Linked DNA regions of Mus musculus: all the other regions are linked to region 2. The links are chromatin loops, found by intact Hi-C in ENCODE. Cell type or tissue: heart. All regions are shown on one strand.

Region 1 (2,500 bases), 100 kb before region 2:
CTTACAGCACCCAGGACCACCTGCCCAGAGGTGGCCCCACCCACAGTAGGCCAAGCCCTCCCACAGCAAATGCTAACGAAGAAAATGCCTTCCCCAGCTGGCCTGTAGGTGTTTTCTCATTTGAAATTCCTTTTTCCCAAATGACTCTAGCTATGTCCAGTTGACAAAACTCTAGCCAGCATAGTCTGGCAGCAGTTAAACTATGTCGGAGGACAAGGCTCAGGTTCCCAGCAGCCATACGGTGGCCTGAAACCACCCATAACTCCAGCTCTAGGGGATCTGATGCGGTCTTCTGGCCTTCATGGACACGTATATAAACGTGGTGCACATAACCCCACGTAAGAACACGTAGATACACATGAGAGCAAATAAAGCAGTGAGTGCTAGTGAGTTCTTGACCAAAAATCAGGAGTAGGTGGCGTAAAGATAGGCTGGTGACAGAGACCAAAAATCTTAGCACCACAAGAAGCCGGAGCAGGAGAATCACAAGTTCACGGCCTTTCTGCCTGGACTAGAGTTGAGTTCAAGGACAGCTTGCATGATGTAGGGACTACCTTGTCTCAAAAAAGAAAAAGAAAAGGGGAGGGAGAGGAGAGGAGAGGAGAGGAAAGGAAAGGAAAGGAAAGGAAAGGAAAGGAAAGGAAAGGAAAGGAGAGGAACCCAAGGCCGTGACTCAATGGTAGGATGCAAGGCCCTGAGTTTAACCCCCAGAACTTTCAAAAATAAAATAAAATAAAATGGAAACAGAAGCTATGAGGACCAGAAGCTCCGGGATTAGGTGAGTGGTGAGTTTTAAGCTCTGACCCTGCAGGTGGAGGTGGGGGCCCCATCTTCCAGCTGAGACCTGAGCTTATAGAAGCTGTCCAGAATTTCACTGTGCGTGGCAGCCCAGCAGCCTCTGGCCCTGGATTGGCCCATGCCCAGTCCTTCCTACAACCCACCCTCTAAGTGGGAGCTGGGCTACCCCCAAAGCTTTTCTAATCCAGTGTCCTTTACAGAGGCCGGAGGCCTTAGCCACACAGGGGATCTGAACTCCAGAGGTTGGCTAATGGCTAAAGGACAGGGAAAGCTGTCATGGTAGGAGCCTCAGGAACAGAATGCCCTGGTATAGAGGGAAGTAAGACCAACAAGAAGGTGGCCACAGGAGGACACTTGAAGCAAAAGGGGGCAGGTGCCTTTCAGTGTATCTCTTGAGGAAACCTTTGCTTAAATTGATATGCAAGCACACATAATTGGTATCCACGCAAATATTTATGTTATTGCTTTAAATAGAAAGCTATGTACACTAGAGCCTGCCTTGATCTCAAGAGAGGTAATGTTTTTTGCAGCTTCAAGTCCCTTATGGCTGTCTGTGTCGCCATCTAGTGGTCAATCTTAGAACTGCATGCACTGTGGCCGAATAAACAGTTCACCTAAGGCAGCTTGTTCCTAGGGTTACAGATAATGCAGAGATGTGTGTTGCCAGCTCAGAGCAAGCATTTGAAGTCCATTTCCCCATGAGAATAATGTGAGTGCACTAAATGTCATTCTTGCCGCCCTCTGCACATGCCTTTGCAGGCCTGTTCAGGTGGTGTCCCATTGTACTCCCCCCCCCCCCCTCAGCAGTGGTGAGTCCTGGCAGGAACCACCCTCCAATAACTGGCCATCTGTATGCAGAAGTCTAAGACAATACAGCCTGGAGTTCCTGATCTGAGGACATCCTGAGCTTTGTGGGAAAAGGGTGGGTTAGGACAGACAGCAGCAGGCTGGACTTGGGCATCCGGGATTGGTCCCCTCTGCCGAGATGATCTTAAGTGATGGCCACTTTTGCCTTCTGAGTTCCGCTCTCCCCATCTGTGCAGTAAGATGTTTGCCTGGACCAGAGGTAACCCATAAGAAGAACCTACCAGAGACCCGTTTGAAGGAATGTCTAGGGTAGTGTTCAGGCTCAACAGCCAAAAGTTCCATGGTTGATTACATGTGTCTCCCCTGGTCACGGACGGAGTGGTAGTTGTCACACAGGACATTTTCTGTTCTTGAACCTGGTGACCTCTATGGGTCCCCTCCCCCTGCTCCAAGAGCCTCCAATGTCCCAGGAGACCTGTGGCTGTTTTTCTCTTTTTGCACTCAGCTCAGAGTCAGGAGGGTTTGTGTAAATACCCATGGAAGGCAGAGCCAGACAGGGCGAGGAGCGGGTCGTTCCCGATGCGAGCAATCGGCTGAGGAGGAAGGGCGCACGTTCCTTGTTTGGGGGGAAACAGTCCTGTTCTAAGCCATGAACCTCAAAAGGAAATGGAGGCCATGAACGCAAACCATGAAGAACCCCAAGACACATAAACAAACACTTGGCTCTGCAAGGCTCTGCAAGGCTCTGCAGTGCAGGCTGGGGTGGTGCACGCCTGCAATGCCAACACCCGCAGACTGCGGCCAGAGGATTGCAAGTTCTAGGCCAGACTGTCTCAAAATAATTAATAAGAGTAATAATAATCAGGGCTGGAGAGATGGCTCAGAGGTTAAGAGC
Region 2 (2,500 bases):
TGAAGAAAATCATAAATTAAAAAACCAAAAGAAAAAAGCTATTTTACCCAAAGTTAACTGCGGTCAGTGTTTCCACAGATTTCTCTTTCAGACTTTTAAAAATAGTGTCACCAGGTAGTGGTGGTGCACGCCTTTAATCCCTGCACTCAGGAGGCAGAGGCAGGCGGATCTCTGAGAGTTCTAAGTCAGATTGGTCTACAAAGCAAGTTCCAGGTCACAGAGCTCTGTTACATGGAGAAACCCTGTCTCAAAAAACCAAAAATATGTTTAGTGGTTGGTGATGGCACAAACCTTTAATCCCAGTACTCAGAAGGCAGAGGTAGGCTAATCTCTAAATTCAAGGCCAGTTTGGTCTACACAGTGAGTTTTTGGACAGGTGGGGCTACACAGAAGAACCCTATCTATAAAACAAAACAAAACAAAACAAAACAAAAAAACGAAAACCAAAACAAAAATGAAACAAAATAAAACTGTCAAGGTATTTTAAAGTAGCACCAAGTTATAATCTTTTGTAACTTTATGTAATAGTATAACAACAACACCCCATTTCAATATTGCTATTTTAAAAGCCGCCAGCTAACACATCACAGGAACACTTATTTTTCTCAAGACACACAGCTTTTACAAGTTACCCCCAAAGCTCACAGCAACTCTATTAAAAGTTGCTGGGGTTTTGTTTTGTTTTGTTTTGTTTTTCTTGTTGTTTTAAGACATGGTTTTCCTCTGTAGCCCAAGTGAGCTTCAAACTTACATCAGCAGGGCCCAGCTTGAAACCACCAATACTGTTCCATTTGTTACATTAGTGCATTGAACAAATGAGGGGATAAATATGCCTTATTTGCTGCATATCTTCAGGAGTAACTTTCTCTCTCTCTCTCTCTCTCTCTCTCTCTCTCTCTCTCTCTCTCTCTCAAGTTTTATTTATTTATTATTTATATGAGTACACTGTAGCTGTCTTCAGACAACCCAGAAGAGGGCATCAGATTCCATGACAGATGGTTGTGAGCCACCATGTGGTTGCTGGGAATTGAACTCGGGACCTCTGGAAGAACAGTCGGTGCTCTTAACCACTGAGCCATCTCTCCAGCCCCCAGGAGTAATTTCTCAAAGTGGTATCATTAAGCACACATTTTTTAAAAAAAGAAACATTTGAAAAATAAAATGCTTTTAAAGAGAAGCACACTGAACAAAGGGGAAGTAAACGTTCCTTCATCTCCTTCCCACCAAGAAACTGAAAGTTCTAGACGCCTTCTTTGTGTTCCCGCATTTACTACACGAAAGGATGACAACTGTCTCCGTTTCTAAGTGTTTAGCATAGAAAATCTTCTAACTTCAGAGACTGGAAAGCAAGCCCTGTGGTTTAAGAACTTTTGCTCACAACCCTCTGTAACTCCAGTTGCAGGGAATCTGGCGCCTTCTTCTGGCCCCTGCTGGCACTGCACATTACACTGAGCTGCACGTAAAGCGCGACTCAACGCCCATAAAATAAACACACACACAAACTAGTATCACCACTGAAATATGTTTGATATGATTCAAGCGTGTGTCACGAATATGCCATTAAGTTTTTAAAAGTAGGTTGCCTAAGAGCATGCATAGCATGATACCAAAATTAGGACCAAATATAAGCCTCAAAATTAAGGGATTAAAAGGTCAGAGGACATGCAACCGAGTCCTAATGGTTTAAGAGTTTCCATTTTTCTTTCTCTTTTTTTGACTGGGTCTCTTTATGTATCTCTGCCTGTCTTGCAACGTGCTACTATGTAGACCTCACTAGGCCGGCCTCCAACTCGCAGAACCTCTGCCTCTGTCTCCTGACTGGTGGGATTAAAAATGTGCTCCTCCTTCCTCGGCAGTAAGATTGCTTTTCTTTTTTCTTTTCTTTTCTTTTCTTTTCTTTTCTTTTCTTTTCTTTTCTTTTCTTTTCTTTTCTTTTCTTTTCTTTTCTTTTTATTAGCAATAATTTCCACGATCCAAAGTCAAGCCGCATAGAGCGTGTAAAAAACCTCAGTTTCCCTCTCACCCTGCCCAACAGCTTTTTGATTCCCACCGAACTTTTTGGCTCCGGTAGGAACCAGAGCTTGGAAAGGGAGCGGGGCGGGGCGGGGCGGGGCGGGGCGGGGCGGGGCGGGGCTTCTTTGCCCCCGCCTATCAGACTGCCTTTCCCCGCCCCTCTCCGCGGACGCACGCTCAGGCCGAGGTGGGCGGGCCCCACGTGGCTCCGCCCAGGCTTTCTGACAGCTGTCCTCCCCGCCCCCTCTGCAGACGCCCGTACGCCAACGCTGGACCCGGACACGATGCACGCGCGCCTGCGCCTGTCGCCGGACGGTCTGACAGTCCGCTGCTCGCTGCTGGGTCGCCTGGGGCCGCGTCCCGCGCCGCGGTTCGACGCGCTGCGGCAGGTGCTGGGCCGCGACGGCTTCGCAGCCGGACGCCACTACTGGGAGGTGGACGTGCAGGAGGCCGGTGTGGGCTGGTGGGTGGGCGCGGCGTACCCGTC
Region 3 (2,500 bases), 94 kb before region 2:
TGGGACCCTCCTTAAAAAAATTAATAAATGGGCTGGTAAAATGCCTAAGAGGGTGATAGTGCTGTCTCAGGAGCCAGGCAGCCTGAGACCTGTCCCCAGGAACCATGTAAAAAGCTGAATGCAGCCCTCCTACTTGGAGATGGGAGGCATCTGATATATTGCCCGATAGCTCAGGGACAGTCAGCCAGGAATATGTAGCATTGCAGAAATAAGATGAAAGGAAAGAACTAACTTCTGAAAGTTTGCACACACACACACACACACACACACACACACACACACTCGTTAAAAAGTGACAAAAATGTTTTAGATTACCATGGACCCTTGAGGGCAAAGGTCCAACTGCTGCGGTTGTGCGCTGTGTGCTTCTGCCAGTGCAGCTCCAAGCGGGATGCAGGGGGAATTCAGACGTGGGAAACCCACAGCTCTAGGAAGAAAACCGGCCCAGGGCCCTGTGGTTCAGCAGGAACTAGAGGAAGGCTTTAGCGACTGCTGTTCTAAAGTGATCAAGGACTCACCAGAGCTGAGTGTGGTGGTGTAGTCCTACAATCCCAGCTCCTAGAGGCTGAGGGAGGAAGATGGCTAGTTCAAAGCCAACCTAAGCAATTTAGTGAACTCTTGTTTCAGAAAAAGAGGAGAGGTCTCACAGTGTAGCTCAAAGGTAGAATACTTGCCTGGCAAGCATATGCACGGTCCTAATGTTCAATCCCACCATCACAAATCATACACACACACACATTAAATTTGTTATAGAGCCTACCAAGAACTCAGCTAAAGTCTCAACTTCTTGTCTATGAAATGGGAGTATTATGACTACATTGAAGGCGTTGGTAGATCAAATGTAATAAATTGTGTTCTTAGTTAACAATATATACAATACCTACTTTGTGCCAGGTACAGTGCTAGTCTCCCTCCTCCCCCCCGCCCCCCACCAAACACATCACTACAAGACACGAAGAACACTTTCCAAGACAGGTGGTGTGGCGTGGTTATTATGAAAGATATGACGTCCTATCTTCCATATTCAGTGAGCACCCGGCTGAAAGAGGGAGCGGCTTGGACGCAGCGCCCCCTAATGGCAGCAGTGGGAAGGATCTCCCGGATGCGCAGCCGCCCTCCGCTCTCCAGTTCTCCCGCCGCCTGCAGAGCTGCGGTCCCGGCGCTCGCTGCGGGATCCAGCTTCGAGCCATCTGGGAGGCAGGCGCGATGACAGTCTCCATCTCAGCAAGGGGAAACTGAGGTTCGGGACCCGAGTCCCACCCAAAGCCTGCGGCGAGAGCGTGTCGGAGGCGAGAGTGTGTGCACGCGGGACGGGAACCGAGCTGCGGGCGACGGGCGGCGCACAGGCGGGGCCTCTCCGTCCCGCCCCGCCCCGACCCCGCCCGGCCCGGTCCCGCCCGCCGGGCTGCGCGGGGAGGCGGCGGCACTGGGCGCGGGGACTCGGCGGGCGGCGCGAAGCGCGGAGCGGGAGCCGGAGCCGCCGCCGCCGCCACCTGCGCGGCAGCCAACAAGGTAGGGTGGGACCGGGCCGGGCGGGACGCTCGCTGCGCCCGGGCTGCGGCTCTGTGGCGGGAGGGATGCTGTCCCCGGCGTCGCGGAGACCTATCCTCCAGACCCCCGCACGATCTCACACAAAGCTCTGCCCCGCTCCAGTCCTCAGTTTCCCCATCGGGATACTGGTGCGGCCGCTCCCTCAGTGGGTGACTAGGAGCAGCGACCCCCAGGTTCGCGCTCCAGAGGTTAGGGGCCAGTCCTTACCGCCCGCGCCTCTTGCGGCGGTGAGCGGCCCGCCCTGGGCGCGGCAGCCAGTCTCGACAGGCCCCGGTGTGGCCCAGGTGCCCCGTGGACCCGAGTCGTGATTGTTCCTGTCCTGGCTGGGTTACCCGCGGGGGCCTCAGCTTCCAGTCCCGGGAAACGGTGGAGGAGGAAGCATCCCTGAGTCCCTGCCGAGGCGACCTGGGCGCGCGGGTGGGGCGAGCAGTCTGCTACCCAGACCAGGCTCATCGCCTGGAGCTGGAGGAGGAGCCCCGCGCTGGCAATGGCCAGATCTCAGCCTCAGACCTGCCTGGACCCGAGCCGAGCAAACACCCACCTGCATTCGGGCAATGGAGAAGGACGTCCTGGTCCGCGCCCTGGCCAGCTGCCGGAGCCCAGTTCTGCGTACCAGCCTGGTGGGACAGGGTTGGTACTACCACACTCGGTCCTCAGTCCACTTGCCAGGAAAACAGTGTCTCCGGGGGTTGGGGGACTGAGCATGTATCTAGGGGTGCAGTGACTCCAGGATCTTTAAAGACCTCTGGTGTAGGGCTGGGAAGTTCTATAAGATGCCTTTTGATGAAGGTCTTATGTTGCATTCTTCTCGAGATGGGGACTCTCACTAGCGAAACTGGGGAATCTGGTCCCACTGTGGCTGCAATCCTGATAGTGTCCCTTAGCTAGCATGTGGCCCTTCTGTCTCAGAGCCTGCTCTTCTGCGAATGCTCCAGGGACTTGTTCATAA

Evidence for each region. Hi-C counts contacts between places; a loop is a spot of excess contacts. Peaks named below come from ENCODE experiments on the same cell type or tissue, not always from the same donor. Only the 100,000 strongest peaks of a DNase experiment are listed, where the experiment ranks them.
Region 1: a loop joins it to region 2, with 5 times the contacts of the local background. A loop is called at or near these places in 8 of 42 quality-filtered maps.
Region 3: it touches region 2 in a loop (2.4-fold over the local background); 8 of 42 quality-filtered maps call a loop at or near these places.

What each region holds. Positions count from the first base shown.
Region 1 is chr4:46,610,279-46,612,778 of GRCm38, reverse strand. All of the region lies in intron 9 of Tbc1d2 (TBC1 domain family, member 2), which reads left to right. Among named protein-coding and RNA genes, the nearest start is that of Gm31850, 4.7 kb to the right of the region's middle. In heart, a CTCF peak has its summit at 1,370 (motif pointing left); a DNase peak (open chromatin) is centred at 1,398; H3K27me3 peaks cover 1,014 bases.
Region 2 is chr4:46,507,193-46,509,692 of GRCm38, reverse strand. Trim14 (tripartite motif-containing 14) reads left to right here. Exons shown (of 6, transcript NM_029077.4): 6 at 2,266-2,500. Among named protein-coding and RNA genes, the nearest start is that of Gm22247, 13 kb to the right of the region's middle. In heart, a CTCF peak has its summit at 1,428 (motif pointing left); DNase peaks (open chromatin) are centred at 1,422 and 2,262; H3K4me3 peaks cover 1,166 bases; H3K27ac peaks cover 663 bases.
Region 3 is chr4:46,600,829-46,603,328 of GRCm38, reverse strand. Coro2a (coronin, actin binding protein 2A) reads left to right here and starts at 1,400. Exons shown (of 12, transcript NM_001164804.1): 1 at 1,400-1,512. In heart, a CTCF peak has its summit at 1,083 (motif pointing left); DNase peaks (open chromatin) are centred at 1,258 and 1,898; H3K4me3 peaks cover 1,485 bases; H3K27ac peaks cover 905 bases; H3K27me3 peaks cover 2,500 bases.